3 separate regions of the Homo sapiens genome follow, and all the other regions are linked to region 1. Evidence: read pairs that join two places in POLR2A ChIA-PET (ENCODE). Cell type or tissue: CD4-positive, alpha-beta T cell. All regions are shown on one strand. Each heading gives the region's core, and the rest is flanking DNA. Links, peaks and the distances in the headings are about the cores only. Region 1 overlaps LOC105374570 (a long non-coding RNA gene). Region 2 has its middle 35 kb from the start of ZFP36L2. Region 3 has its middle 13 kb from the start of ZFP36L2.

What was found. Peaks named below come from ENCODE experiments on the same cell type or tissue, not always from the same donor. Only the 100,000 strongest peaks of a DNase experiment are listed, where the experiment ranks them.
Region 2: POLR2A ChIA-PET joins it to region 1 with 119 read pairs; 15 of 35 experiments call an interaction of 5 or more read pairs at or near these places.
Region 3: POLR2A ChIA-PET joins it to region 1 with 14 read pairs; 28 of 35 experiments call an interaction of 5 or more read pairs at or near these places.

The regions. Positions count from the first base shown.
Region 1 is chr2:43,130,139-43,140,694 of GRCh38, forward strand. It overlaps LOC105374570 (a long non-coding RNA gene), which reads left to right. Exons shown (of 3, transcript XR_940018.3): 3 at 916-2,236. Among named protein-coding and RNA genes, the nearest start is that of LINC02580, 33 kb to the left of the region's middle. RefSeq lists enhancers at 976-1,035, 3,134-3,897, 3,681-3,730, 3,898-4,659, 4,171-4,240 and 3 more and a silencer at 1,526-1,575. In CD4-positive, alpha-beta T cell, for the core only: CTCF peaks have their summits at 1,580 (motif pointing right) and 6,513; DNase peaks (open chromatin) are centred at 2,773, 4,053, 4,413, 6,963 and 4 weaker places; H3K4me3 peaks cover 1,183 bases; H3K27ac peaks cover 7,720 bases.
Region 2 is chr2:43,186,592-43,197,147 of GRCh38, forward strand. No RefSeq gene overlaps it. Among named protein-coding and RNA genes, the nearest start is that of ZFP36L2, 35 kb to the right of the region's middle. RefSeq lists enhancers at 219-952, 953-1,686, 7,419-8,338, a silencer at 702-872 and a cis regulatory region at 3,864-4,462. In CD4-positive, alpha-beta T cell, for the core only: a CTCF peak has its summit at 5,745 (motif pointing right); DNase peaks (open chromatin) are centred at 5,770, 7,920 and 8,460; H3K4me3 peaks cover 1,816 bases; H3K27ac peaks cover 3,748 bases.
Region 3 is chr2:43,207,970-43,218,525 of GRCh38, forward strand. No RefSeq gene overlaps it. Among named protein-coding and RNA genes, the nearest start is that of ZFP36L2, 13 kb to the right of the region's middle. RefSeq lists enhancers at 2,104-2,698, 6,679-7,445, 9,613-10,556, 10,509-10,556. In CD4-positive, alpha-beta T cell, for the core only: no CTCF peak of the experiment used is centred there; DNase peaks (open chromatin) are centred at 2,862 and 5,212.

The sequences.
Region 1 (10,556 bases), core at 1,297-9,296:
GAGGGTCATAGAGGAAGCTGTCTGGCAGCTCAGAGGGTTGCCTCTTGTCCCTGCCCAGCCCCACCGGCTTCCCCTGGCTGCCTCCCTCACATGCCAGGCTTGGGCAGCTTCCCATCACAGACCGAGGTCCAGCCAGAGAGGCCTGTGCTCAGCCCCTCCCTGGGGCCTCTCAGTCTCCCCTCTCTGCTGTCCCGCTCAAATGGTGGGGAGGGGGTAGAGTAGGACAATTCAGAGAGAGGAACTAATCCCCTCCCTCATCCCACTGGGATGCAGAGGAGGAGGCCAGGCTGAAAGGGAACCACACACATCTCCAGTCACTTCTGTCATTGCTATACTGACCCTACAGCACTTCCCATGTGCCACTGGGCCTGCAGGTCGGTATTGGCAAGGGTGAAGGTGAGGGGACGCAAAAGGGAATGCTAGGCTGTGGCGGGGAAGGGCTGGCCTGGGCTCCCAGGAGGTGAGGGGCTGAGTCCCAGGTCATGGTGGCCGGACACAGAGGCGGGTAGAAGGCCAGCAGGGCTGCCCCATCTGAGCCTGGGAGAGCCTGGGAACCCAAAGGCCCATCACAGAGGCTCGGAGGCAGCTGTGTCCACGCGAGACAGAACTTAGGCTGGACTTGGGGGTACAACCCCAGGATAAACTTGGACACATTGAAGGGCAAGCAGCTTGGCCTCTGTCCAACAGGAAACCCCCTCTGCACAAGGAGAGAGGGAATGAGCACAGAGTAGAGGTGCCATGTGTTTCCCAGGGCTTCACTGCAGACAGCATCTCCTGGGAGGTAAACTGAGGCCCCTGTGTGCAAAGCAAGAAACTAGGGCAAGCCCCTTGGGGCTAAAGGTCAAGGAACTGAAGGTTCCAATTTACCTGCCCTGGTAGTTTCTGGCAAGAGACCTCCACCGCCTTCCCTTCCAGGATATGCCAGGCTGCAGGCTACAGTGCCGAGAAGGAGAAGACGGAGGCGGTGGTGATGTCACCCAAGGAATTAAGTAAGCAGGGGAGCTGATAACATCGTCCAGCCAGGCTCACTGTGGGCAGGGTGACTCACTGAAGACGGCCTGCGATCGCCAGGTGATTGTTGTTGTGCCCAGCCTGTGGGGCTGGGGAGGAGGAAGGGGGGCAGGCCACAGAGCTGTGACAAGTTCCTCACCGAGGCCCCTGCTCAGGGGAGAGACCTCAGTACACAGTGTCCTCCACCTCTGAGCCCGGGGCTGGCTCAGGAAACAGCCCCCCTCTGCCTGTGCGATTATCTTTGTCCACAGTGTTTGGTGTGTGTTTGTGGGGTGTGTCAGGTGATTTTCCTGCCCGAAGCCTGCTGGGTGCTCCAGGTACTAGCGATTGCTCACAGCAGAGCAGTAGCCCCCTCCCTGGTTGGACAACTGTCTGTGGAGACAACACCGGATGGCAAACTGCTAACCGCAACCACGTGGCGTCCTTACAGAGGGAACAGCCTGTTCCTCCCGCTGAGGGCACCTGCAGACCTGCCCCATTCATGGCTCCCTTCTCCCTCAGTCCCTGCTGAGGGGATGGTCCCTTCCCACCCTTAAGGGCACCATGGACTGTTGTCCAAGTTGAGAACTGTCCAACTGCAGGGGGCACCATTCACTTGGCAGTCTTCGTGCCAGATGCTATGGCTGTCCACAGTGGCCCTGCCCCTTCCCTTTTGTAAATTACTTCTCAGTTCCCTCCTCCACCAGAATTATCACACCAAACTTTCCCCCATGTATGCTTGCTTCTTTATCACCTGACACTCTCATTCATTCATTCCACAAAAAAATTGTGGCGTTTGTGCAAGGTACTATTCTAGGCAAGGGAACAAGACAGACCCTCCTGGAGCTCATGGAGTTCATATTCTAGCATGGGGGAGAACCAATAAATAAATAATTGGATACATAAAACTGCAAGTGACAATAAGTGCTACAAAGAAAACTAAAGCCAGCCCAGGATAGAGGGTGATAGTGCCCTACTTCAGCTAGGACTGCCAGAAAGGCTTCTCTGTGGGGAGGTGGCCTCTGAGGGGAGACCTGGAGGCAGCAAAGGAGGAAGCCTTCCCGGCAGAGCCCCTCCCATTGGCACCCAATGCCAAAAGAAGTTTCTATAACCCGTCCTGGTTCTGCCAGGAGCCTGCGGCATGGCCTGGGGCGCTCAATTCCCAGTGCAGGGTGTCTATTTCTTCCCCCAACAAACAAGAGGCCTAGTCGCATAGTCTCTTCCAGCACAAATTCACCCACCTGTCGGCTTGAGGAACATGACAGGAATCTGGGTTGGAAGGCCAACTCAGCCACCCACAAGCTGTGTCATCTTGAGCAGGTTACTCAGCCTCTCTGAGCCAGTTTTCTTTCCTATAAAATGTCAGGGAATTGTGGAGGATTAAATGAGGTTGTGGAACTGAAACCACCTGGCACAGGTGCTATCTATGAAGTGAGTGCTTCATAGATATTTTCTGGGGCTGCGCCTAGGTGAGGTGGGGCGAGGTGGGGTGAGGTGGGGCGAGGTGGGGTGAGGTGGGGCGAGGTGGGGTGAGGTGGGGCGAGGTGGGGCCTGGGGGTGCGGTGAGGAGGCGGCTTCCACTGGAGGAGCCTGGAGAAGGCAATGCTGACCCCAAGACGCAAAGCTCTGGTGGCTGCCCAGGTCTGCAGTGGCAGGGCCCGGGGAGCTGGCCCAGGCTGGGACCCTACCTCTACCCACCCCGGGCCTGTGCACTTCCCACTGACAGCAGCCGGTGGGGCGGGCAGGGAGCTACAGTGGGGCCCCCAAGAACTGTCACTCCGCGGCCTAGCTTTCAACATCCTTTGGGGCCCAAGCCACTCAGTTCAACCTCTCTTCCTTCCTCCTTCACTCAGGCTGTTTTGAGTGAGGGCCAGCCACACTCAGACTCCAGCCATGGTGCTCCCTCTCAGCTCCAAGAGCCCAAGGCAAGGAGGTGGAAGGTTAATCAGAGTCCACCCTGGTCAACACAACTTCCCTAACACCTGATGTGAGTTTAGGCATTTAGACCCTGCCGGGAACCCAGAGGAACATGCAGGTGCTCAGCAGGTGCAGGGTGCGGGCAATAACACCAATAGCAGTAATAATAACTAGCCTTCTCGGCTGCCATGGGCCAGGTGCTTTTCATCTAAGACCTTGCTTGATGTTAATCCTGAGATGTGGGCATTTTTTATCCCCTTTCATACTTGAGGAAACTGAGGCTCCAGGAAGGAGGGGTTGTGGGGTGTCGGCGGCAGGGTTTGTGGGCCTACTTCCTGCAGGACAGGAACCTTGCAAGGCACAGGGGATCTGGAGAAGCAGAATTGGAAAGACTCGGGTGGGTGGACCAGCCTGAGGCTGGGGAAGGGCCTTGCAGGGGATTCCTGTCCCACAGATGCCTGCAGGCCCAGGTGTGAGGCCCCCAGCCCCACCACCCCAGCCCAGCCCACAGCTGCTGTGTCACAACCCCTAGAGCGGCTTGGGACTCTGAGTCTCCAACAAGCTCCCAGGTGACCTGGAAGCAGCTGGCTCAGTCTGGGAGGCCAGAGCTGGGCTGCAAAGCCCTGACAAAGCCATTTCTCAGGCCCTCCTGACTTTGAGGCAGGAAATGATCATCATGGCAGCTAATATTAATTGACACCTTACCTGCACAGTAGGTGCTGTGCTAAGCACTTTGCATATGTGAACCTACTTAACTCTCACAATAGTTCTGCGAGGAAGAGAACCTGGGCACAAAGAGGCTAAGTGACTTGCCAGTCATACAGTGCTGGCATTGAACCTGGACACCTGGCTCAAGGCCACACATCTGCCCGCAAAGCAGGATGCCTGGGGTAGGGAAGGCGGCAGGGCAGGGCCTCGAGCACTGGGTCTGAGTGCGGGGCTGGACCTGGTAGGCCCTGGGCAGCAGCAGGTTTCTGAGCAGGGGACCGGCATGCTCCCCAGGACTGGCCACATGGTGTGCGCGTGAGGGAGGCCTGGGCAGACAAGCTCAACACCACTAAGGGCTGAATGTGAAACCCTCCCGCAGGGATGTGGTTTTGACATGAGAAGGCAAAAGAAATAACGCTTCCCTCAAAGGAAAGAACTGACAAACAAAGCTGGGCGCCCATGTGTCGGGCACAAACACTAAAGGTGGAAGTTCAGACGCTAGGAAGGGCGCCCGCAGCCACTTCCTCTGCCGCCCCTCTTCCCCTGCAACAAGGCCTAGTATAGATAGGTGCACAGCTCCTGGGCCTGAGGTCTAAGGACAGCCAGCCTGGGGGACCACCTGTCTGTCCACATGTGTGTGCAAGAGGTCAGGGAGAAAGGGCCTCTGGGTGCTTGCTTGCAGGGAGTGCCTGTCCCCATCCCACCCTGCTCCTGCAGCCGAAAAGGACAGACGCCCTGACTCTAATCTGTACCTCTGGGGCCTCAAAACCACAGCCACGTCAGCCGCGCATGCATCTGGACTAGGTGGGAGGTGGGGCCACCTATGCAGGGTACGCAGGTGTGTGCCAACATGCGTGTGCAGGGCAGACATGCCCCCCCACCCCCGAGGGAGGAGGGCAAGTGGGGTGGAGGGGTCCAGAGATCCGGTGGCCGCCCGGCCCCGCTCCTTCCCCTGCCCCTGCCTCCCCTCTGAGGGGTAGCCATGGCTTTGAGGACCCCCCTTCTTCCCTCAAGCTTCTCTCTGCTCTCAGCTCCAGTGCCAGCGACAATCTAAATAAATGTCTATGGAGCACCTAAAATGGCCTGGCAAGTTCTGGGCACTTGGGAGACATCAGCGAGAAAAGTAAAGATTCCTGCCCTCGGCCGGGCGTGGTGGCTCACGCCTGTAATCCCAGAACATTGGGAGACCGAGGCGGGTGGATCACCTGAGGTCAGGAGTTCGAGACCAGCTTGGCCAACATGGTGAAACCCCGTCTCTACTAAAAATACAAAAATTAGCTGGGCGTCATGGCATCTGTCTGTAATCCCAGCTACTCAGGAGGCTGAGGCAGGAGAATTGCTTGAACCTGTGACGCAGAGGTTGCAGTGAGCCGAGATCGTGCCATTGCACTCCAGCCTGGGTGACAAAAGCGAAACTCCATCTCAAAAAAAAAAAAAAAAAAAAAAAAAGATTCCTGCCCTCTTGGGGCCCACATTTTGTTGGGGAGGCACAATAGACAGAATAAATACATTCCTTTCTTTCTGTCTTTTTTTTTTTTTTGAGATAGGGTATCCCTCTGTGACCCAGGCTAGAGTGCAGTGGCAGGATCACAGCTCACTGCAGCCTCAAACTCTTGGGCTCAAGTGAACCTCCTACCTCAACCTCCTGAGTAGCTGGGACCACCAAGCCCGGCTAATTTTCGTTTTCTTTTTTGTAGGGACGGGTCTTACTATGTTGCCCAGGCTGGCCTCAAGGGATCCTCCTGCCTCAGCTTCCCAAAGTGCTGGGATTACAGGTGTGAACCACTGCGCCCAGCCTTACATTCTATAATCCTCATGTAGGCAGTGGGTTCCATGGAAAGAAAGAGGAAGCAGATAGGGCTGGGAGATGAGGAGTGCTGGTGGGTGCGAGGGTGTGCACTCACTCGGGTCACCGTACTAAGCTGGGTGCTCCAGGGAGGCCCCATGAAGAGGCCAACATTTCAACAGGAGCTTGGGGAAGGAATAGCCAAGCAGAGTCTGGGCTAGAACATTTCAGACAGAGGAAACAGCTAGAACAAAAGGCCTGAGGCAGGAGCCTGGCCAGGACTGGGGGAAGGGCAGGCTGTTGGGGTGGGGACTAAACTGGCCCTACACCTCCAGGATTTCCAGTGCGGTCCATGTGAGGATGGCTCGGCTCATGGCTGAAATGATTCTCTAGTCTGTCGGGCAACTCAGGCTAACAGCAAAGGCCTGATTTCCAGTGGATTAAAGAGAAAGGACCCTGTAGTACCTACAGAAGAGGCCACAGGGTTCACAGAGGAACCAGTGCCCTGGGAGGAAGAGAAGGAGAGGGGTTTACATCAGAAGGAGCCCTGCTTTGGGGCCCAGTGTGGGGGCCCCTAGAGGGTGCAGGGGAGGGAGCAAAGGATGGGACCAGCTACCCTGAGGCCCGCAGGTCTCTCTAGAGGGCCAAGTCTCTGCGTTCCCAGGACCCCCACGAGCCCACCCTGGGAGCTCACTGACAGAGTGCAGTGTAGACTTCCATTCTACAGCTTGGACTCAGCTGCTACCCACAGGGAGGAAGGGAGCCTGGAACACAGCCACTTCTGCGCACCTGCGTCTGCCTGCTGGAGGCCACCAGGCCTGCTTACTAGACCCTACTGAGGCTGCTGCCCCTCCTTCTCCAAAGCACCATTAAACAACTCACGTGGGGGGCTGGGGGAGGTGACCCCAGGAGGTCTAGCCTGATGGTTGAACAGGGGCAGGGATGTGCGCCTGCATGTCCACTTTGCCCTGCAGCATGTGGGCAGCTGGCATTCTAGGAGGTAGATCCACTCGAAAGCAATCAAAGCCACGGAGTGTGTGATTCTGACAGAGGGGGTGGTGGGATGTCAGCGGTGGAGGGCTTCTTATGGCCTAGAAAAGTGAGGGGACTTCTTGCAGAAGTGGGCTTGACCTGGGCTTTTCAGGATGGGAGCAAATTTGAAGGAGGAGAGAGGATACCTCCATGTGCTCACACATTTGCACACACATTTACTCTCGTGCACACACCCAGTCCCTTAAGCCCCCCATCTATAGGTGCTCACAGCCAGCAGTATGCACACACACCTCACACACAGCCAAAGTAATGCACACAAACTCAGAAACACACACACTGGGGCATTCACACTCTTATGAGGCATGCCGATGCTACAACGGTCGCCCACATACACTCTGGGCACCAGAAACATACAGGCCCCTTAGAAATGGGCTTGGGAGAAGATGAAGATGTGTCTGCAATGCGTAAGAAGAGCAGAAGCTGACAGGTGGCAGTAGGGGGTGGAGATGGGGTGACAACAGATATGGAGACCCAGAGAAAGGCAAGACTTACAGACACACCCACGTGCAGACCACACATCCGTTACTGTCAGCTTCAGACAGACCCCGCAACCTTCCTGCCTTCAGAAAGACACTGCTTAGTAACTACGTGACACGATGCATGTCATCCAGCCTCGCCAAGGTTTGATGCTGTCTTCTATAACATGAGGATTTGATAACACCTGCTTGTCATGCCAAATTGATATCCTGTGATTTGACAGGAAAGTCCTGTCTAACTCCAAAGCACTGTTCAGAATTCAGTTACCTCTCCCACCTCCAGTGGGACGCCCCTGGCCAGGCCACCCTCCCACCAGTCTCCCTGCCTCTTCTTGCTCCCACTATAGTCTTTGGCCTACCCTGCAGCCACTGCTCTCCTCCTCCACGCCAGCCTCTGTGATTTCATCTTATTCATAGTAAAAGACAAATTCCTTTGTGGGGGCGGGTAGTGGGGATGCTTCCTGATCTGCCCTCCCTAGTTCCCTTATCTCTCCCCTTCTTCCCTCCGCCAGCCACCCGGGACCCCTCACCACCCCTCACTCACCTGAGACGTGCTCCCCTCTCGGCGCCCTTGCACTAGCTGTTCTCTGCCTGGAACATCCCCAGGGCTCCTCCTTTAGGATTTACTCAGATGACTTCCTCTCAGTGAGGCCTTCCCAGGCCGCCCTAGCGAACACTGGGCCCTCACCACAGAACTCTCTAGCCCCCTACCGTTTTTTTTTCCTTCTCCTTGGCCTCTTTACTTCCCAACACAATACGTATTTTATTTGTTTGCCTCATTTATTGTCTGTCTCTCTTGTCAAAACGAACTCCATAGGGGCAAGGACTTTTGTCTGTTTTATTCTCAGCTGTGATCCCTGGCTCTCAGAGCAGAGCCTGACTCATAGGACTCAATAAAGATTAAGTGAATGAATGACTGAAATGAGACAGCAAATCAGTAAGCATTTATAAAGCACGATTAAGAAATAGAAGCGGGGCTGGGCGCAGTGGCTCACGCCTGTAATCCTTGCACTTTGGGAGGCCGAGGTGGGCGGATCACCTGAGGTCAGGAGTTTGAGACCAACCTGGCCAACATGGTGAAACCCTGTCTCTACTAAAAATACAAAATTAGTAGAGCGTGGTGTTGCACGTCTCTAGTCCCAGCTACTCGGGAGGCTAAGGCAGGAGAATCGTTTGAACCCGGGGGGCAGAGGTTGCAGTGAGACCAGATTGTGCCACTGCACTCCGGCCTGGGCGACAAAGTGAGGCTCCATTCCCCGCCCTCCCAAAACAAAAAATAGAAGGGGAGGGACCAACCCTGAATGAGGCATCACCATGTTCCAGGAAATTGCAAGCACAATATTCCCTTATTCTCCATCAACCCTGGGGAATCATTCCCATTTTACAGATAAGAAGATGAGATCAGAAAGGGGATGACCTATGGTGGTTGTAGATTGTCTGCGAAGATGGTCACTGACAATTCCTCTCCTCTCTGTATTAGAATGCTGTTCTTCCCTTCAAAAGGTGGAGCCAGTTCCGCACCACACACACACACATACACACACACACACACACACACACACCTGCATACCCCCACCTCTTCCTTGGCTCTAGGCTGCCCTTGTGACTTGCTCTGACCAATAGAATGTGGCAAAAGTGATGCTGTGTCGGTTCTGGCACAGGCTTTAAGAGGCCTATGCCTAGGCTTATACAATTTTTGGAATTCAAAGCAAAATGAAAATGTGGAGCCCCTTATTCAAAAAGCAAGATAAACATTGTTAGAGGCACTAAAATATAAAGCTTTCTCTTTTGATAGTCTCTCTCCCTTAACTCACCATGGTGTTTTTAACTTGCTATTTAATGCTACCCTAATAAAAAAGCTAAAATTTGAAAATGTTACTATGAATTTTGCTGTTCAACTTTATATGGTGCAAAGCCAGTTTTAAATGCAAAAAGAGCATTTAGCTCATATGTACAATCATCAGAATTATGCAATTCATATTTCATAGGTCATACATGCATATATATTTCATTCCTACCAGAAGAGTGGGAACACCACACAAAACTAACAACTTTTTTTTTTAAATTTTTTATTTTTTAGACAGAGTTTCATTCTTGTTACCCAGGCTGCAGTGCAGTGGCGCGATCTCGGCTCACTGCAACCTCCACCTTCAAGCAATTCTCCTGCCTCAGCCTCCTGAGTAGCTGGGATTACAGGTGTGTGCCACCACACTTTACTAATGTTTTTTTTTTTTTTTTTTTTAGTAGAGACGGGGTCTCACCATGTTGGCCAGACTGGTCTCTAACTCCTGACCTCAGGTGATCCACCTGCCTCGGCCTCCCAAAGTGCTGGGATTACAGGCATAAGCCACCGTGCCTGGCCAAAACTAACACCTTTTAATTTCTCTTCTTGCTATGCATATATTCTACCAACACTCTCTTCCTTTGGTTTACTGATGAGTAAGGACAGATGAAAAGAAAAGGAATGATCTGTACAGAGATGAGAGACCAGGAACAGGGTGGACATGCATTTTATGGACTTCCTCTGCTCATGCACATGCACCATTGTCTTAACTTACAAAACACAACACCATGGGCAGGGCGCCATGTCTTGTGCCTGGAGTCCCAGCACTTTGAGAGGGTGAAGAGGGAGGAAGCCCAGGGGCTCGAGACCAGCTTGGGCAGCATAGCAAGACCCTGACTCTACAGAACATTTAAAAATTAGCCAGGCATGGTTATGTGCACTCGTAGTCCTAGCTACTTGGCAGACTGAGGCAGGAGGATCCCTTGAGCCCGAGAGTTTGAGGCTGCCATGAGTTATGATCACACCACTGCACTCCAGCCTGTGTGACAAAGTGAGACCCTGTCTCAAAACACACACACACACACGCAAAATTCCCTGCAACACTATGTAGAGAAAAAGTGAGCTGTCCTGTCAATCCCTGCCCAAATTTTAGAATCGTGAGCAATAAACAGTTGTTATTTTGAGCCACTAGGTTTTGTGGTGGCTTCTTACACAGAAGCTGATGACTGATGTAATGGTTGAGATCACAAAGCTAGTAAAAGACCAGGCTGTGGTTGAACCCACATTGGTCTGAATCTCAAGTTCACACTCCTCTCTACCCCACCCAGGTTTCCTTACAAAGCTTTCATAGTGTTACTCCTTCTCTACTCCATGGTGAGTTGGTAAGTTTAGGGTTGAGCTAGGGGGTGAAGGTTGCTTCGCTGCAACAAATCAAAATTATTATTAGAACTTGGAAGAAGCCACATCTGGACTTGATGTGGCGGACAGGAGGTTGGTGGACGGGTCAGGGCTGAGAACAGGCCCAGCCTCTGTCCAGGGTGAATCTGGGCCCAGCGGGGTACTGGGACATCTGTTTTCCATCCTGATTCGGAAACTAAAGCTGCTTTCCTCTGCCTACCCCATCCTCCACCTCTGCTGACCCTACAGGAAATGGGAGTTGGAAATCTGGCTGGCCAGCAGCGGCGCCTCCTCCGATGGGAGCTCTCTGCCTGCCACAAGATTCAGAGTGCAAGGGCCTCGGGCCGCCTGTGCTTCTGCACACTCTCTCCCTCTTCCCCACTGAACCAGCGGCGAAGGGAATTCTCAGGGTCCCCCTTGGTCAAGGAGTCAGGTTTTCCCCTTT
Region 2 (10,556 bases), core at 1,058-9,057, 56 kb after region 1:
GAGGCCAAGGTGTCCTTGCCCTGAGGGGTAGTGGGAGCCCTGGAAGCTCCTAGCCTGTGGCAGGCCTGCCTCTTGAAGTAAGGCACAGGGGCAGCCTCCCAGGACCCCGGGGATCAGCCAACAGGCTCCACACTGGAAACTGTGGGAGTGAAGACCTCAAGGGCTCAAGCCCTTGGGCGGGGGTGGGAGGAGGTCTCGAGCTGGGGAGGCTGGGAAGGGCTGGGTTTCCCCAGATCAAAGCAGCTTCCCCAGCCTTTGATTCCCCAACAAGCAGCCTCTTTGGACTCGGACTGGAGTTTGGGGCCCGCTGGTCTTAGGGCCTGGGGAAAGTGGTAAGAGGCTCTGGCCTGCTCTCTTTTTGCATAACAGCTTGGCTGCCTAACAAAAGGGCGGTCCTTAAAAGGCCTTATGGGGCTGTTAAAAGCTTCCGGCGATGGTTTAATTGGGGGCGATTAAAGTGTCCTCCCCAGGAAGGCCTGCCCTTCAAAGGCCAGCCAGGCCTGGCTCCCCTGCCCTCAGCACCTCTCCCCGCAGCCTCTCCCAGACTGGTGGCCCGGCCCTCAGCCTCTCCCCTCCCCAGCCTCAGCCACACCTAGGAGGTCCAGGGCCGGACCCTTTGGCCAGCCTGTCTGTAGGGATTCTGTCTCAGCCTGGACAGCAGCACCATCTGCTCACACAGTTTGTTCTCTTGGCTGAGTCTGGCACAAGAGGGAGGGAAGGCTGGGTTAGAGACACAAACAGCCTCAGAAATTGGGGACCCCTTGCAGCACTCTCTCCCCTCAGAACACCTCGACTGGCCTTTGGGCCCCTCCTTGAGCTCCAGGTTACCAGCCCTTCCCCAGGACCCCCACCTGTCTGGAACTTCGTGGTCACTGCTGGGCACCCCATCTCCCACCACACATGAATCTTCAGGCATGTGTGGTGGGAGATGCCTGGAAGTGTGCAATCTTCTGAGCACACTACCTGGAAGGTGTTGGAGATTCAGAGGTGACCAGACAGGGACACCTCCAGGGAGGAGGGGATAGTGGAGGTGTAAGTAGGTGAAAGTGACGGGGCGTGATGTGAGGTGGAAGGAGCCGTGGTGGGGGTGGGCCACAGAGGGCCAGGAAGGACTTTCTGGAAGCAACAGCGCCTACAGTTAGAATGTGACCAGCTTAACTGGGCCCATTTGCCAACCCTGATGTTAACAACAGGACCACATCCAGCTTTACTAACAGACTTTGTCCACACCACCAACTCTGGGCTCCTGGGAGGGAGGTGGGGTAGACGGCCCATCCAGTCTAGAATAGCCACTCTGGGGGCATCTAATTCTTTTTTTCCTTGAGACAGGGTCTCGCTCTGTCACCCACGCTGAAGCGCAGTGCTGCAAACACGGCTCATTGCAGCCTCCACTTCCTGGGCTCAAGCCATTCTTCTTCCTCAGCCTCCTGAGTAGCTAGGACTACAGGCACGCACCACACCTGGCTAATTTTTGTTTTTTTGTGTGTAGTGACAGGGTTTCACCATGTTGCCCAGGCTGGTCTCCAACTCCCGGGCTCAAGTGATCCACCCAAAGTATCGGGATTGCAGGTGTTAGCCACTGCGCCCAGCTGGCATCTGATTCATACATTTCCCCAGAGCCCACCTTCCCTCTCAGATATTATACATTCTTTTGTCTGAACCTTAGGAGCTGCTTTGGATGCAACTTGCCTGTCTCATCCCCTCAGGCCCATCACCCAAACAAAACTCAGAGCCTTCTCCCCTGGGGTGCTCTGTTTCCTGCATGAATCTTGCTCTCATCTCCCCGTCCGTGCCCATCCTAGATGGGGTGCCAGGGCCAAGGGTCTTTAGGATTTTCACCTCCTGTGTCAGCATCAAGGTAAGGAAAGCCCCCCCACCTTTTTTTTTTTTTTTTTGAGATGGAGTCTTGCTCTCGTTGCCCAGGCTGGAGTGCAATGGCATGATCTTGGCTCACTGTAACCTCCCGCCTCCCAGGTTCAAGCAATTCTCCGGCCTCAGCCTCCCGAGTAGCTGGGATTGCAGGCAGGCACCACCACACCTGGACAATTTTTGTATTTTTAGTAGAGACAGGGTTTCGCCATGTTGACCAGGTTGGTTGACCTTGAGCTCCTGACCTTGTGATCCGCCCACCTTGGCCTCCCAAAGTGCTGGGATTACAGGCCTGAGCCACTGCGCCGATCCAAGGCCATGATTTTTTACAGTGTAAGTGCTGGAGGAAAGCAAGCCCAAGGCAGGGGGCAAGGGGGCGTAGGCTGGAAGAACAGGCTGCAGAGGGACTCCCTTCTGAATGCCCTGGGGCGAGGTGTCCCCAGGTATCCCTCTGCCCTCCTGACAGCTTTCCTGTCCAGTCCCAGCAGCCTATTCTGAACCTGTCATCAAGCACTGAGCCCCCAGCCGCGGTGCCTCCCTCACGTGAGGCTCCTGTCTCCTGACGGCCTTCTGCCTGGGTTTCTCCCTCCAACAGGGCCTGCTCTTTGCTGCCAAGCTCAGCCTGAGCGATGCTGGGGCTCCCCTCACAAGCCTCCAAGCGTTCCCCCCTCCATGGCAGCTGGACATTGCAAACCCTCCCTGACCACTCCCCACCCCAATCATCACCCTCACTTCCATCCTCCAGGAAGGGCTGTGGCCTCACAAGCTCCTGGTGACCCCAGCCATGCTGTGTTCCTTCCTGCCCACACTCGCCCTGGCCCCTCTTCAGGGAAGTGGTACCTTCCCTTCCTCTGGATCTCTGTGGACTCTGCTGGTCCTTCAAGGGCCTGCTTATACGTCTCCTCCTCCAGGAAGCTTCCCTGAACATGCCAGTCAAGAACACATTCTCGGCCGTGCGGTGGTTCACACCTATAATCACAACGCTTTGGGAGGCTGAGGTGGGTGGATCACCTGAGGTCAGGAGTTCGAGACCAGCCTGGCCAACATGGTGAAACCCTGCCTCTACTAAAAATACAAAAATTAGCTGGACGTGGTGGTGGGCGCCTGTAATCCCAGCTACTCAGGAGGCTGGGGCAGGAGAATCACTTGAACCTGGGAGGTGGAGGTTGCAGTGAGCCGATACCTTGCCATTGCACTCCAGCCTGGTCAACAGAGAGAGACTCTGTCTCAAAAAAAAAAAAAAAAGTAGGCAGGTGTGGTGGCATGCACCTGTAGTCCCAGCTACTTGGGAGGCTGAGGCAAGAGAATCGCTGGAACCCAGGAGGTGGAGGTTGCAGTGAACCGAGATCGAGCCGCTGCACTCCACCCTGGGCGACAGGGCAAGACTCTATCTCAAAAAAAAAAAAAAAAAAAATTAAAAAACAAACAAAAAACCACATTATCTTTCAAATGGCTGTAGAACTTACTATGTGCTAGGCACCGCACTGAGCCCTGGGTCTCATCTAACCCCCACAGCAACCAGAAGCAGCAAATGTACTCTACTATCACCTCTTTGTTGTAGATAAGAAACAAAGGCAGCCAGGCGTGGTGGCTCACGCCTGTGGGAGCACTTTGGGAGGCCGAGGCGGGTGCATCACTTGAGGTCAGGAGTTCGAGACCAGCCTGGTCAACATAGTGAAACCCTGTCTGTACTAAAAATACAAAAATTAGCCAGGCTTGGAGGCATGTGCCTGTAATACCAGCTACTGGGGAGGCTGAGGCAGGAGAATCGTTTGAACCTGGGAGGTGGAGGTTGCAGTGAGCTGAGATCACGCCACTGCACTCCAGCCTGGGTGCAAGACTCTGTCTCAAGAAAAAAACAAAAAACAAACAAACAAACAAACAAAAAACCAAAAACTGAATGGCTGGCCTCAGCAAACCATTCTGAATTGCTCAGGACTGAAGGGTTTCCCAGGACAGGCTTTCCACTCTGAAACTGGGAAAGCCCCAGGCAACCCAGGGCAAGTCGGTCACCCTTCTGTTACCCGAGAGGCTGGCCTCTGCCTCCATCAGTTCCCTGAAACAGTGTCCAAAGGCCACCATCAACCTTCAGAGGCCTCTCCCTTCTCCTGCCCATGGGGTGGTGTAAGGCTGGGCAGTACCCAACTGCCCTTCAGGGATGCAGTGGGGCTGGATGAGGGGCAGGGCAGTGCCAGCCTGGAGCAATGCCACCCTCCAGCCCAGCCTCACTGGTCGCACCACCTCTCCCTAAGCTGGCTGCTGGGCTTGGGCCCTTTATCATCCCCTCACACTATCAGGCCGCTGAAGGAGTATCTCCTCCGCGCCCACCCCAGCTTCTGCCCTGACCCAGATAAGCTGAGGGGCCAGCCCAGGAGGAGAGAGGCAAAGCTGTAGCCTGGCTCTTCCCCAGCCCTGAACCTCCCTGCCTGGCCCTTGGGTGGAAAGCAGCAGAGACTCCTCTTGGGACTTCTACATCCCAAGATCAGACCGCCTCTCCAACCCCATGGGCAAGGACAGTGGGCAGGAATTCCTGTGCCCACTTGGCAGATGAAAAAATGGAGGCTGGGGGCCGGGCACCGTGGCTCACGCCTGTAATCCCAGCAGGTTGGGAGGCTGAGACGGGCAGATCATGAGGTCAGGAGATCGAGACCATCCTGGCTAACACGGTGAAACCCCATTTCTACTAAAAATACAAAAAAAAAAAAAAAAAATTAGCTGGGCGTGGTGGTGGGCGCCTGTAGTCCCAGCTACTCAGGAGGCTGAGGCAGGAGAATGCTGTGAACCTGGGAGGCAGAGCTTGCGGTGAGCGGAGATCGCGCCACTGCACTCCAGCCTGGGCGACAAAGCAAGACTGTCTCAAAAAAAAAAAAAAAAAAAGAAAAGAAAAAAAAGAAAAAATGGAGGCTGGGTAAGTGACCTGCCCAAGGTCACTGGGCCAGACCCATAGGAAGTCGGGGCTGGACGGGGCCTCAGCATGTCCCAGGGCTCTCTGATGGGGCTTTGTGGAGGATGTTTTCTGAATGAGTCCAGCTGGAGAGGCCAGCCTGCAGATGAGGCCTGTGCACTGCCCCTTCCACAGTCTCCGGCCAGCCTCCCAGCACCGCCTGAGCCCAGAGCCCTCGTGCCTCCTTCCTGCAGGGCTCTTGTCTCCCGACAGCCTTCTGCCTGGGTTTCTTCCTCCAACAGGGCCTGCTCTTTGCTGCCAAGCTCAGCCTGAGCAATCCTGGGGCTCCCCTCACAAGCCTCCAAGCGTTCCCCTCTCCAGGACAGCTGGACATTGCAAACCCTCCCTGACCACTCCCCACCCTGATCATCACCCTCACTTCCGTCCTCCAAGCAGGGGCTGTGGCCTCACAGGCTCCTGGTGACCCCAACTATGCCACGTTCTTTCCTGCCCACACTCGCCCTGGCCCCTCCGCAGGGAAGTGGTACCTTCCCTCCCTCTGGATCTCTGGGGATCCTGCTGGTCCTTCAGGGGCCTGCTTATATGTCTCCTCCTCCAGGAAGCTTCCCTAAAGATGGCAGTCAAAAACACATTCTCCTTCAAATGGCTGTAGCACTTACTATATGCCAGGCACTGTGCTGAGCCCTGGGTCTCATCTAACCCTCACAGCAACCACAAGCAGCAAATTCACTCCACTATTATCACCTCCAGGTTCTAGATTAAAAAACAGAGGCACAGAGAGGTCGGGTAACAGACCCAAGGTCACACAGCCAGAAACAGATCAAGGCAGGATTCAGGCTCTGGCAGTTTGGATCCATGGCATCCACTGGATTAGCAACTCCTTGGGGCAGGGACCATGGGTCAGGACTGGCTTCCTGTAGGAGAAGTCTTAGTATTTGCTTAGAAAGCTCAGAGCTGGACCCCTCCCCCAGACCTCCAGTCCTCAGAGTCCCCTGTAGGAGGCAGCACGGGGAAGGACAGAATTTTGTTTTTATTACCACTCAGCCCAGTTTCTCAAAAGTCACTGCCTGGGCTGAGCAAGGTGGCTCACCCCTGTAATCCCAGCACTTTTGGAGGCCAAGGCAGGCGGCTCACAAGGTCAGGAGTTCAAGACCAGCCTGGCCAATATGGTGAAACCCCATCTCTACTGAAAATACAAAAATTAGCTGGACATGGTGGCATGCATCTGTAGTCTCAGCTACTCCTACTTGGGAGTCTAAGGCAGGAGAATCGCTTGAACCTGAGAGGCAGAGGTTGCAGTAAGCTGAGATTGAGCCACTGCACTCCAGCCTGGGCAACAGAGTGAGACTCTGTCTCACAAAAAAAAAAGAAAAGAAAAAAAAAGTCACTGCTTGGCTTCTTTTTGGTTCTGGCAGGCTGGGCCCAGCCCAAGTGTGGCATGTGAGTGAACCACCCAGAGGAGGGCTGGGGGCTTGGCTCCTGGGGGCTCCAGTAGCTCCCTGCGACCTATCTCTGCCCCTCAAATCCTTCCATTCTAAAGGCCAGCTCCATGCCCACCTCCTCCAAGAAGCGCCAGCTGCTGCCCCCAGGCCAGCCTCCACCTGCTCCCACAGGCTGGGGAGTGGTCAGGGAGGGTTTGCAATGTCCAGCTGCCCTGTCTCCTGTCCCAGGCAGCGATGTGTCCAGGGCTCCATACCAGCTCCAAGCTCTCTGCCTACAGCTCCCTCACATCCACACTCACTGGGTCCCAGCTGGAGACCTGGTGGCTTTGAGAGGATACCGTGGCTTCTTGATGTACCTGAAGACTTTGGAACGCCAGAAGTGTTCAGTCCTGTGATGGGTGTCAGCCAGGCCCAGAAAGCACACAAACTGGGGGACACATATGCTAAGTTATCCAGAAAGCCTCAGGGCTGGGGCTGGAAGAGGAGGGCCTTGCCATCCCAAGGTGCTGGTGTGTCCACACGCCCCTGGGGTGACCGTGTGCATCTGTGTGTGTGTGTTTGTGGGTGGGTGGCTGACTACTCTGAGTTTGTGGGTGATTCATGTGTACCCTCGCGACAGGCTGTGTTCAGATAGTCTGCTTATGTGCTTGAATTCAAGGACACAAACATCCCTAGGTGCAAGCTTGCACGCACAGTCCTCCCTACACCTCCACACGCAACTCCTAATCATCCCTCAGGATCCTCTCCCCGCCCTGCTTCAGCCTTAAGGCCTGCTCTGACCCTCCAGCCCATCCCACTGACCTGCTGACCTTCATCCCAGACACTGCTGGGTTCAGCCCTGGAGCCTGGTCACTCTTGCTCCCTGAGGGTGAGGTTGACTCCTTTTTAAATTACCCCTAAAGCCCCACTTAGGGAGACACAGCCTTATCAATCAACACTCCTTGAATGAATTAAAACAAACTCCAAGGAAAGGAACTGCATTTGGGTGGATGGAAACAAGAGCTCTCAAGCTGTTTTCTTTCCTCTTTACCCTTTGCTCTCTGTCTCTTCCCATCTGTACTTTCTCTAACTTGTTTGCTAACTCAATCGTCAGCTTAGAAAGTACTTCCTTGTATACCCTCCTCTCATTCAAATCTCATGACAATCCTCCAAGACACGAATAATTATCCTCATTGCACAGATGAGGAAACTGAGGTTCAGGGAGGCTACGTGAGTTGCCCAAGGTCACACAGCCTGGAAGGAGTGGGTAGGGACTAGAACCCTCATGCGTGAATGGACACCACCTCCCACCACTCCCCACCAGTAAGTAGAGGGTGGAGGGTAAAGGGCGATCCAGGGGCTCGGAGAGGATTGGCCTCTTCAAGCCCTCTCCATGGCCCAAGGTCACCGTGGGAGGGAGATGCACCTGGCCCCCAGGGCCAGGGGTTACCCCACTCGGCCAGCAATGGGAGAGGCCATGAGATCTGTGGACATTGTTCCTGGGCCTGTGGTTACTGATTTGACAACAGCCCTGTTCCTCCCCAGCCAGCCAGGGAGTTAATGATTAAGGAGGAGATTAAATATTAACCACCTGTGGGGCCACGGCGTAATGTCTCCATCTGCACCTGAGCCTACCTAAAAATCCCTCCCACCTGCCGTGGGCCAGCCCCACACAGGGCCTCTAAGCCCCTTGCTTAGGGATACCACTTCCCCATGCCCCCATCCTGCCCTGGCCCTGGCCCTGGCCCGTGTCCACCCCATCTCACTCTCTCATACCCACAGCACAGACCCAAGGACTCTTCCTGTAGCTTGGAAGCTGCAAGCTACACCACTGTAGGCACTCCTGGTGGGCCTTCTGGAGGAGAGGACCTGCCTGAACCCAGCTACTCCTGGGGCTTGGAGAGTCCGCAGGTTACATTCCTACCTGTGACCTCGTTTATCAGTGCTCTTATCGCTCTTATCTCCCAAGTCGTTCCTCCTAAAGACCCCTCTGAATCTACACATCCCAGGCCCCAACACCCTGGGCTACAGCAACTCCCCAACACGCCATTCTCTTCTTTCTTCTAGCAGTTAGAATCTGGGTGTGTTCTGCCTCCAGGAAGCCTCTCATATTAACCTGGGCTAAGGTCTCTGCGGGCCTCTGCTCCCCAGCTTCCCTTAGGCCGGGGTGATTCAGGCTGGCATTGGCTGCTGCACGGCTGCAGGAAACCAGCTGCATCTGTTGGAAGGTCCTTTGAAGTTTAAGTGCACAGCCTCCGAGCGCTGGGGGCGGGGACTGCTCTATCTCACCTAAGCCTAGGGCCTGCCCCTGGGTGAAGCCATGGTCACCCTCCCCACAGCAGGAACCACAGGCAGTATGACACAGGGTTCACCTGCGTCTTTTTCTATAAATATAGAAAAATGGAATTATTTATTCAAATAATAACTCTATTGATATGCTCTCATTCCTGTTTGTGGGGAAGCCCCAGATGACTGTGTGGGTAAGTTACTATGGTACGTAAGCCCCACCGTAGCCTGGGCCTGCACTGCTCTCTCTGCATGTCAGTGAACTGCATTGACACTGCAGGCCTAGTGACAGGCAATGTCATCCCCATTTTACAGATGGCGAAACTGAGGCTGGGTGAAATTAAAGGACTTGGCCACGCTCAAACAGACAGGAAATGGCAGAAGCTGGCCTGCCTGGTGCAAAAGCCATACAAAACTGAAAAGGACCTAACACCGTTCTTGCCACAGCTGTCTAGGCCCCAAGCTCAGCTTCTTTTCAGCCACAGTTCCCAACCATGTGTGGCTTGCTTGCTTTTCTTTCTTTCTTTCTTTCTTTCTTTCTTTCTTTCTTTCTTTCTTTCTTTCTTTCTTTCTTTCTTTCTTTCTTTCCTTCCTTCCTTCCTTCCTTCCTTCCTTCCTTCCTTCCTTCCTTCCTTCCTTCCTTCTTTCTTTCTTTCTTTCTTTCTTTCTCTCTTTCGAGATGGAGTCTCACTCTGTCACCCTCTGCCTCTCGGGTTCAAGCCATTCTCCTCCTGGGTTCAAGCCGTTCTCCTGCCTCAGCCTCCCGTGTAGCTGGGATTACAGGCACACACCACCACTCCTGGCTAATTTTTGTATTTTTAGTAGAGACGGGGTTTCACCATGTTGGCCAGACTGGTCTCAAACTCCTGACTTCACTCAAGTGATCCACCCTCCTCAGGCTTCCAAAGTGCTGGGATTACCGGTGTGAGGCACCGCGCCCGGCCTTTTTGTTTGTTTTTTTAAGACATGGTTTTGCTTTGTCACCCAGGCTGGAGTGCAGTGGTGCGATCATAACTCACTGCAGCCTTGACCTCCTGGGCTCAAGTGGTCTTCCTGCCTCAGCCTCCGAAATAGCTGGGACCACAGGTGTGCACCACCATGCCTGACTAATTTAAAAAAATTTTTTTAAATCTCAGCACTTTGGGAGGCCGAGGTGGGTGGATCACGAGGTCAGGAGATCGAGACCATCCTGGCTAATGTGGTGAAACCCTGTCTCTACTAAAAATACAAAAAATTAGCGGGGCGTGGTGGCGGGCGCCTGTAGTCCCAGCTACTCTGGAGGCTGAGGCAGGAGAATGGCGTGAACCCAGGAGGCGGTGCTTGCAGTGAGCCGAGATCACACCACTGCACTCCAGCCTGGGCAATAGAGCCAGACTCCATCTCAAAAAAAAAAAAAAAAATTATTTTTGTAGACTTGGGGATCTCATTATATTGCCCAGGCTGGTCTCAAACTCTTGGGTTCAAGCGATCCTCCCTCCTCAGCCTCCCAAAGTGCTGGGATTACAGGCGTGTGCCACTGCGCCTGGCCCCTTTCTCCTTTCAACTTTCTCTCACCTGTATTGATACCTGAACACTTAACAACCGCTTATGGCCTCCATTATGTGGGAGAGATGACTTTAGCTCTTCCAAGTAAGGGTGCCCCTGATCTCCTCAGAACCGAGGATATGACCCAAGGAGACTCCACGTGGAGACCCACTGGCTCTAGATGGGGATTTCTCTCTCCCTCCTAAAATGGGGCTCATTCCTTTAAGATGTTTTACTAAGTTTTTTGCAGAGACGTCTAGAAGGACCTGCCATTTTCCTTCTTCCTGCATGTTACAAATCATCTTACCAGTGCAGGATGGTGTAGAATCAGCATTGCACTGCGGTTTCCTCACACCAGCGCTTGTGTCTACAGATGAGGAAAGAAAGGCCCCCGAAGGTCAAGAGCCTCGCTGGCCCAGTGGCTCCCACACGAGTTCCTCAGGGCAGCAGCAACACTAAGGAAGGGGATGGCCTCTGACTGGCACTGATGGGGCTTCCAGACCCATACCTCAGGGGCTCAGAGGTTTCCTCTGGGGCCCCAGCCCCTTGTC
Region 3 (10,556 bases), core at 1,497-9,496, 78 kb after region 1:
CTGTAAACTCTATAGTGTGCTGACTGGTGAGGAGGCTGTGGAGAAACAGCAGAAGAGGGGAGTAGTGGAGGGCGGGGAGCTGCTGCAATGTTAGCTACGGGTCAGTAGGGGCTGCAGGAGGGCAGGGCCAGGTGCAGGGGCCTTGCCTGGGATGCCAGGTGCAGAAGCTAGGACTTGACCATGAGAGCAGACAGGAGTGAGGTGACAGAAGTGGGCTTTGGGGGCCGGGCACGGTGGCTCATGCCTGTAATCCCAGCAGTTTGGGAGGCCAAGGAGGGTGGATCGCCTGAGTTCGGGAGTTTGAGACCAGCCTGGCCAGCATGGTGAAACCTCGTCTCTACTAAAAATGCAAAAATTAGCTGGGCGCAGTGGCAGGCGCCTGTAATCCCAACTACTCGGGAAGCTGAGGCAGGAGAATCGCTTGAACCCAGGAGGCGGAGGTTGCAGTGAACCAAGGTCGCACCATTGCACTCCAGCCTGGGTGACAGAGCAAGACTCTTTCTCAAAAAAAAAAAAAAAAAAAAAAATAGAAATTGGCTTTGGAGGAGATTCTCCCAAAGCCCTGCATTGGGAAGGGATGGGGGAAAACAGGGGAATAGAGGTACAGCACTCAGGTACAGCCTGTGGACCCCAGGCCAGGCCAGGCTGGAGGTCTTCCAGGATTGGAAGGCTAACAGGGCAGGTCACCCTGGAGAGACAGGCTCAGCCTCCCCTGAAGGGCCACAGTGTCTTCCTCCTTTAAGGAGACAAGGTTACTCTGATGCCCACCTCTTCCTGTAAGGCCTCCTTGATTAATCCCTCCTTCACAGGGGTAGAAAAATGAGAGTACTATCTTTCCAAGAGGACACTGCTCTCTTGCTGATCAGAAACTTTTGTAAGGTCTAGAAAAATATTTTCCTCCATTGACTCCACTGCCTCTATCCACACTGACTGGATGAGAAGCGCTGGCCTGTTGTTAAAGGTTCCAGGCTAGGAATCAGCAATTTGCAGTTGCAGTCCAAGTCCTGCAGGAACTTGGGAAAGTGGTTTCTCTGGGCCTCAGTTTTCCTCACTGTTAAAATGGGAGAATATGCTTGCCCCAGCTCTACCCCGAAAGTGGAGCAGCAGCAGTTGACATTTTTGACTGCAAAATGTGTGCCAGGCACGGAGCCAAGCCCATCACACCCAGCGTCGCAGAAATTCTCTCAGTAACCTTGTGTGGAAGACACAATGGCGATTTCCATCTTGCAGGTGAGGAAACTGAGGCTCAGCTGGGTCTGTCAGTACCCTAAAGTCATATAGCTGAGTGATTCCAGAGCTCCTACTCTCAACATTGCACTTTATTGTTCCAAGTAAAAGATTGCATTCAATCCTGTTCAGTTACTCAGTCATCTAGCATTTAGATGGCACCAACTGCATGCAGCCACTGAGTAAGCCACAGCCTTGATTTAAGTATCTTGTGGCCGCCCAGCTGGCACTATGTTGGGGAAGGTGGGGGGCGGGAAGCAGGAGAGTTGCTGCTCCCCAAGAGCCTGGAGGTGTGGGGAAATGGGGCTCAGCCACGGGAGATTGTGAATACAGGTTCTGCCACCAGCCACTTCTAGGCGTGGCTGCATAACCGTGGATGATTCACTTAACCTCTGTCTGCTGGGGTTCTGGCTCCCATGATGGTTAGAACACCACCTTCTAGGATTGGTTCAAGGATGGCATGGCATAATAAGAACACTTTGAGGGAGGGGGTTTGACAGAGTATACTCCATAAATTATGGCCACTGTTATTATTATTATTATTGAGATGGAGTCTCAGTCTATCACCCAGGCTGGAGTGCAGTGGCGCAATCTCAGCTCACTGCAACCTCCGGCTCCCAGGTTCAAGTGATTCTCCTGCTTCGGCCTCCCTAGTAGCTGGGATTACAGGCGCGTGCCACCACGCCCAGCTAGTTTTTGTATTTTTAGTAGAGACAGGGTTTTGCCATGTTGGCCAGGCTGGTCTTGAACTCCTGACTCAGGTGATCCTCCCGCCTCAGCCTCCCAAAGTGCTGAGATTACAGGTGTGAGCCACTGCACCTGGCCATGGCCATTATTCTTAAAACGAGCAACTGGAGAACAGGGGACTATTGAGCTTGGCCAGATGTCCAGCTATGTATCCACAGGGGCCTCAGGAGTTTTCAGAGTGGGGAGCAAGGCCTCTGGCCTGGAGCAGACAGGGCTGCTTCCTAGAAGAGGAAGCCTCAGGTGCCAGGCTGAAGGGCTGGAAACTGGGAGCTGGTGGGAAGGAAGGTGTCTGGGCCAGGATGTGGAGTGGGGCAGGGAGGAGGTGCGCCTTTGAGTGTATGTGAGAGAGACAGAGACAGCTGGCCCTGAGGCCACCGTACAGGTGTGAACAGGTGAGCCGTGAACCCCATGCTGATTCTTTGCAGGGCAAGGGGCTCCTATGCCAGGGAGAGGCCTCTGGGACACAGGAGCGCTGTGGGGTAGGGAAGCCTGCACGCCTCACACGTGGGGGATGCATGGCCTGCAACTGACCAGAAGAAGCCCAGTTAGGCCCTGGCTGGGCTCTCCTTTGGTGCTATCCCTTGGGCCAGTATCAAGAGCTGCAGATGTGCACGCCTATGGAGCTCTTGGGAGCCTCAGCCCTCACGCCCCCATCATCACCCCCCAGCCAGCCCACGGGGCCTCAGGTGGCGGGAAGGCAGGACCGCAGGGCCTGTGGCAGGGCAGGGAAAGGCACGGAATGGTGTTTACATTTTCCCTCCTTCCCTGCTGGCCTGGCGGTTACACCACTGCGGTTTGTTGGCCCCAGGGAGCGCCTCCCTTACATAACGCCTGACATAACTGCCCTAAAACACACGCATGGCAACTCCCACATAGCACCACACATGCTGTCATGCCGGCTCACCCCCCCACACTCACACACACTCACAGAGCCACACCACAGCCTCACGCACTCACACACACACACCCCTTCCCACACACGCTGTCATCCCAATGCTGTCATTTCAGAAAGGATTTCTTTTGCTCCCACCACCCATCACACAGGCAGGGCCTCCCCGACGTGGCTTCAGTGCCTCTGGTTCCTCAGGCCCCAGGAGCCCTGAGCCCACTGGGACTGCTCCAGGCCTCGCCTGGGTCTCCCAGGTGGCAGCCTCAGACTGTGGTGCCAGCCTAGGCAGTGGACGACAACAGGGGGACTTGAGAACAGGGCAGGGAGTCGGAGAAAGACCAGAGTCCAGGCTGGAGCCCCTGAGATGTGGACTCCAGAAACTCAGAACAGGCAGTGGGGAGGGACAGACAGGGAGGGACGCGGCCTCCGAGGTATTATACTTAGTGCAACATGTTACTACGAGGGCAGGCTTCAAGCATTTAATGCATGATGGGCCAGGCGCAGTGGCTAACGCCTATAATCCCAGCACTTTGGCAGGCCGGAGGATGGCTTGAGCTCAGGAGTTCGACACCAGCCTGGACAACATAGCGAGACCCCCTGTCTATAAAAAATAAAATAATACTATAAATTAGGAAAAATGCATGTGACCCTCCCAAGAAACACGTGAGCCACACTGTGACCCATGCATGCTACTTCTCGGGATTCATCTGATGGAGATATTCACCCAAGGCCCTGAGTTAAAAAAACGTTCATGCTGCAATGTTGGTAAAAGCAAAATAATGCAGAGCCTCCCTGTCCATCCCCTGGACCCTCACAAACAGAGCCACATGCAGCCATGTTCCAATGCCCTAAATGATAGGTCAGGGGAGAGAATGACCCCATTTTGTGACTGAAACCATATATGAATGTGTGTGTATAAATATTTGTAGATAGGTGCCTCACCAGATCTCTGGAATGCCTTACACAAAGTGGCCACAAAGTGGCCACATTTGCTGAGTGGGCCTGAGGAGGAAGGTTAAGGGGGCCTTTTCCACTTGCACGTATTGGGATTCACTGCAGCTGTTGGAATATTCATAACAAGCAGGCATGAGTTCCAAATAAGAGGAAAAAATTGGCCAGGAGCGGTGGCTTACACCTGTAATCCCAGCACTTTGGGAGGCTGAGGAGGGCGGATCACCCGAGCTCAGGAGTTCAAGACCAGCCTGACCAACATGGTGAAACCCTGTCTCTACAAAAATACAAAAAAATTAGCCGGGCATGATGGTGGGTGCCTGTAATTCCAGCTACTCAGGAGGCTGAGGCAGGAGAATCGCTTGAACCCGGGAGGCGGAGGTTGCAGTGAGCCGAGATAGTGCCATTGTACTCCAGCCTGGCAACAGAGCAAGACTCTGTCTCAAAAAAAAAAAAAAAAAAAGATAAAAAAGAGGAAAAAATCAACATGAGGTTCCTTGTACCAAGGAATAGTGCATCTTTGCCTCTTCTGAATGGCTGGGACACTCCGCCCTCTTTGTGAGGGCCTGGGGCGGCATCATGGCGCTGCCACTTATGCACTGGGAGACCTCAGGCAAGCATCTTTCATTCTCTGAGCTCCATTTTCCTCATCTGTCCAATGGGAGCGAACAGGGCCAGTCTCACAGGGCAGATTGGTTTTGTCGTAGAAACAGTTACTGAAGCCCTTCGAGGAGCCAGGCTTGGGGGCTGCAAGGAGGAACACAATGTTCTTGCTTTGAAGGAACTGACAGGGTAGAGAGGAAGACAGACATAACCAGTTGTTGTGGGATGCTGTGATATGTGCTCTGATAAAGGCCTGGACAGTGCCCCGGTGGGGCCAGGGTTGGGTGGAGAGGCTAGATCTGAGTTTGAGATTCAGCCTGGGCTGACCGCGGAGGGAAGAGGCGAGGAAGCAGGGGGTCACAAGGGGATGTCCCAGGCAGGGGTGGAAGGAAAGTAAAGGGCCCAGAGTGTGAACAGCATCTCTAGGAATCCTTGGTGCTCCCGAGCAGCTAAGAAGCAAGGAGCATAGGCAGAGGAGGGAGGTTTTTCCGGATCCCAGAGCCTCCTTGGACTTGAACAGTGGGTGGTGGGACCCTGTGTAGCGTCCTAGGGCAGAGAAGAGTATGATCACCCAAGTGCTTTACAACCTTGCTCTAGAGGAGTGGTGGCCTGGAAGAGGACCAGCCAGGGCTCCTGGTTGACAAGGTGTCTGGGTGAGCGTGGGGCAGGCCTGAGTTGCAGAGGAGCTAGAGACAAAGGGGGCAAAGTCAAGGCCTGGTTAGAAAGCAGAGTCATGATGGTTGGGCAACCTATGAGGGAAGGGGTAGAGGGAAGTGAGAGAAAAGACTGGGGAAGCGTGCCAAGTTCTGGCATGGGTTCCTTGAGAGATGTGGTGTCACATGCTTGGGGACAGGGACAACTGGAGGGGTTGGTGTGAGGTGCATCTGGGAGGAGGTGGGTCCCAGACTGCTGAGTGGGGCTGAGAGATGCCAGCACGTGTGGGCAGTTAGGCAGAGCTCAGTCCCTTCCCCTCTCCACTGGCACTTTCAATCTGCCAGGTGGAGCAGTAGTTTGGGAATATTCTGGAGTCTCTTGGCTTTTGGAAGGAAGGAGAACCAGCAAGGACATCATGGGGGTATCCCAGGACCTGCTGCTGGAAGCATCTTTCCTTCAGCTGTTGGTATTTTAATAGAACATTCTAGACTCACAGTGCTGTCCAACAGAACTTTTGTGATGACAGAAATGTTCTGTGCTGTTTAATGCAGTAGCCCCTAGCTCCATGTGGCAACTGAATACTTAAAACGTAGCTATCTAGTATGGCTGAGGAAGTGAGTTTTACATTTTGCTTACTTTTAATTAATTTAAATCTAAATGGCTACACGCACAGCTACAAACCCTGGGAGTTTGGTGGGGGCAAACCATGGGGCCTTCCTGATGCCCATCAGATTGGATGCCTACTGATTAGAAGTGGAAAAATACCCCAAAATGGTAATAACAAACAAACCATAAATATTGCACTTTTTTTTTTTGAGACGGAGTTTCACTCTTGTCGCCCAGGCTGGAGTGCAGTGGTGCAATCTCGGCTCACCGCAACCTCCGCCTCCCAGGTTCAAGCGATTCTCCTGCCTCAGCCCTCTAGTAGCTGGGATTACAGGCATGCACCACCATGCCCAGCTAATTTTGTATTTTTAATAGGGATGGGGTTTCTCCATGTTGGTCAGGCTGGTCTTTTTTTTTTTTTTTTTTTGAGACAGGTTCTGGCCCACATGGCAAAACCCCGTCTCTACTGAAATACAAAAAATTAGCCGGGCATGATGGCGGGCGTCTGTAATCCCAGCTACTCGCGAGGCTCAGACAGGAGAATCACTTGAACCTGGGAGGCGGAGGTTGCGGTGAGCCGAGATCACGCCACTGCACTGCAGCCTGGGTGACAGAGCAACACTCTGCGTCAAAAAAAAAAAGAAAGAAAGAAAAGAAAAGAAAAAAGAAAACTGAAGTTCAGATTTGCTTGAGGTCACGCAGGTAGGAGGCAGCACTGGGCTGAGATTTGATTGCAGTCCAATGGGAGCCCCTGCTTGTAACCCCTTAGGGCCAGGCCCTTCCACAGCCATGGAGGTAATGCCTGCCCAAGCTCCCTCCGGTCCCAGCCCCTGCAGCGGCTCTGGACCTACAGGGCTATTGTTGGCAAGCTCCTGCCTGTCAGCCCCACAGACTCTCTGGGCCCCCTCTGAGAAGCCTGCTGGATGGAACATCCAGGGACCAGCCATGCTGAGCCTCTCAGCCAAGAAGGATTTGGGTTTGCTTTGGTGAGAATCGACACCAACAGCCCTATTGGCACAGCGCACGCTCAGGGAGGTGTCCTGGGTTCTTTCTTTTCCAAGTGCTAGGTAGAGACCCAGAAACTGGCAAGTCTCCAGAGGGGTGCCCCTACCCCTTCTCAACCTTAAGTTTCTCATCTATGGAATGAGAGGGCTACACTAAGTCATGGGTTTTTATTTTTTATTTTTTTTTGAAACGGAGTCTTGCTCTGTTGCCCAGGCTGGAGTGCAGTGGCGAGATCTCGGCTCACTGCAACCTCCGCCTCCGGGTTCAAGTGATTCTTGTGCCTCAGCTTCCTGAGTAGCTGAGATTACAGGCGTTTGCCACCACGCATGCCTGGCTAATTTTTGTATTTTTAGTAGAGATGGGGTTTTGCCATGATGGCTAGGCTGGTCTCGAACTCCTGACCTCAGGTGATCTGCCCACCTCGGCCTCCCATGGTGCTGGGATTACAGTTGTGAGCCACTACACCCAGCGGTCAGTGGTTTTTAAACCTTTTTTAGCATTAAAATTCTTATTATTTTTATTCTTATCATTTTTAGAGACAAGGTCTCACTCTGTTACTTGGGCCAGAGTGCAGTGACATGATCATAGTTCACTGCAGCCTCAAACTCCTGGGCTCCGGGGATTCTCCTACCTCAGTCTCCTGAGCAGCTGGGACTACAGGTGAGTGCCACCACGCCCAGCTAGTTTTTGTATTGTTTGTAGAGATGGGGTTTCGCCATGTTGCCCAGTCTGGTCTCAAATTCCTGGACTCAAGTGATCCGTCCGCCTCAGCTTCCCAAAATGCTGGGATTATAGGCAGGAGCCACTGTGCCCAGCTGTGTTTTAAAAAACAGATGAGGCCAGGTGTGGTGGCTCATGCCTATAATCCCAGCACTTTGGGAGGCTGAGGTGGGCGGATCACTTGAGCCCAGGAGTTTGAGACCAGCCTGGGCACAATGGTGAGACCCTGTCTCTATTAAAAACAAAACAAAACAAAACAAAAAAATGCACAGATGAGGCAGGACACAGTCTACCCTGGAATGAAATCCTGGAGGGTTTCTTAAAGGATCAGGGCTTTATAGACAGGTGGGAGTAAAGCAGGAAGAAAGGGGTCAGGAAAGCAGCCTGTGGCATTTGAAAGAGCAAAAGCTTAGATTCCTTTGGATTCTTCCTTGACATTTCCTACCCCATGGCCGCAGGCATATAACAACTCCTCTGAGCTCAATTTCCTCATCTTTGAAATGGGAATAGCAATAGGACTTCGGTCTTGGGTTGTTATAGGACTTCATTAACATATGTAAAGCTTTAGTATATAATAGGAGCTCCATAAATAGTAGCTATTAGAATTGTTAAGGCATTCTGACCTGGAGAACTGTGAGCTTGGGCCAGGGTAGGAGGGGTAGCAGAAGGGGATGAAGTGTTCTATTACTAATAATAGCAGCCAGCCCGTGCTCCTCAACACACCACCTCCAGGCCCTGGGCAAGGCACTTTACATGTATTATCCCACTTAATCTTTATAACAGCAACTACATATTAACCCATTTTTCGAATGAAGAAACTGAGTCTCAAAGAGGCTGTGAACTGTGCTCAAGGTAACCCAGCGAGTAATTCGCAGCACCTGAGGATCCATTGCCCCCATCTGACTCCAGAGTCCCAGCTCTTTCCATGTGTGATAACCCTCTGCGCTCTGCAGTGAAAAACACAACTTTTTTTTTTTTTGGAGACAGAATCTTGCTCTGTTCCCCAGGCTGGAGTGCAGTGGTGCACTATCACTCCCAGCTAATTTGTTAAAGAGCCGGGCGCGGTGGCTCAGGCCTGTAATCCCAGCACTTTGGGAGGCCAAGGCAGATGAATCACGAGGTCAGGAGTTTGAGACCAGCCTGGCCAACACAGTAAAACCCTGTCTCTACTAAAAATACAAAAATTAGCCGGATGTGGTGGCAAGCACCTGTAGTCCCAGCTACTCAGGAGGCTGAGGCAGGAGAATCGCTTGAACCTGGGAGGCAGAGGTTGCAGTGAGCCAAGACTGCGCTATTGCATTCCAGCCTGGATGACAGAGCAAGACTCTGCCTCAAAAAAAAAAAAAAAAAAGAATATTTTGTAGAGAAGGGGTTTCACCACGTCCCCCAGGCTGGTCTCCAACTTCTGGGCTCAAGCGATCCTCCCGCCTGGGCCTCCCAAAGTGCTGGGATTACACGTGTGAGCCACCATGCCCGGTCCTTTCTTGCTTCTTCAGGCGCCTTCTGGGCCCTATGTGTGTTCAATTTCCCTGACAGATGCTCCCTTAGTACCATGTTCTTCCCCTTTATAGCCTGGATTTCAGCTTGTGATTATACTTTTTGAAAAAACTAAGATGGGCTGGGCGCAGTGGTTCATGCCTGTAATCCCAGCACTTTGGGAGGCCAAGGTGGGTGGATCACCTGAGGTCAGGAGTTCAAGACCAGCCTGGCCAACATGGAGAAACCCTGTCTCTACTAAAAACACAAAAATTAACCGGGCGTGGTGGTGCTTACCTGTAATCCCAGCTACTCAGGAGGCTGAAGCAGGAGGATCACTTGAACTCGGGAGGCGGAGGTTGCAGTGAGCCGAGATTGCACCACTGCACTCCAGTCTGGGTGATAGATAGATTCCATCTCCAAAAAAAAAAAAAAAAAAAAAAAAGAAAGTTTATGTTCACACACGGACTTCTACACTTGTGCATAGCAGGATTATTCAACATTCAACAGTAGCTAAAAAGTGGAAACAACCCAAAGTCCCATCCACTGGAATATTATTCAGTCATAAAAAAGGAATGAAGTTGATTTCTGCTACAACATGAATGAACCTTGAAATCATTATGCAGACTCCCTGAAGGCAGGAATAACACCTGTCAGCTCCCCTCTCTTAGCCCAGTGCAGGCATTTACTAGACAATGGAGAAGTCTCTGTGGGATGAATGAAAGGGCAGGGCTGGGCCAACAGACCCAGTATCCTGCCCCACTGCTGTGTGGGCTGAATGCGGGGGACCATGGAGGGGGATCTGTCTGTAAGTCTGAATCCCACCAGCTCTGGCCCTCAGCAAAATCTGCCTCCACCCTGCAGCCTCACCGACTTCCATCTGCATAACATGTGGCCCTGGATGTCAGTTAAGTCCCACCCAACTCTGGGACTAGATGTCAGTCTGGGCATCTTATAGGTGCTCAATAAAGTCCTGGCACATTGGCGTGGTGGGAGCTGAAGACTCCACAGCTGCCAGGCCAGGGAGAAACCACCAGGTAGCAGAAGATCATGTGGCCACATGCCTCAGCCAAGTTCCTCTCCCCTGACGTGCACCCCCCTCTGCTCAGGTTATTAGTGGTGCAGGGGAAACAAACAGCAGGTTTCCAATTACCCCGCAGCCCCTTCTCAAGTGGTGCAGGACTCAGACTGCCCGCCTGCAAGCAGTCACCACACCAGCAAGCAGTCACCACGGGAGCGGAGGTGGGATTTAGTAAGACAAGGCCCTCGGTCTGCATTTCAAAGGCCCGGGTTCCCTCTCCCCATAAAACCAACACTGAGCGCACTGGAGGGGACACAGGCGGCCCCACAGCCGCCTGGCCCCCTGCAGAGGGGTCACCGGGAATTCTGTGTTTCATCAAATATTGCTGGGCCATGGAGTTTTATTTGAAAATAATTTTAATTAGCCGGAAACTAGGAGTTTAATAAATGGAAAACAGAGAACTTTCCAAGGCCACAGCTGGGAAACACTTGGTTTTTTAAAAATTCCGCCTGGCGTCCCAGACCAGCTAAGCACCCTGACACGAGGGCCGGAGGAATCCACAAGAAAAACAAAGCTTATTTTTAGAGAAATATTTTAAACTTGGTTTCAGCGAGCTCAGGAGTTTTCTTGTCTGTCTCGAGTCCTTAATATCTTTCC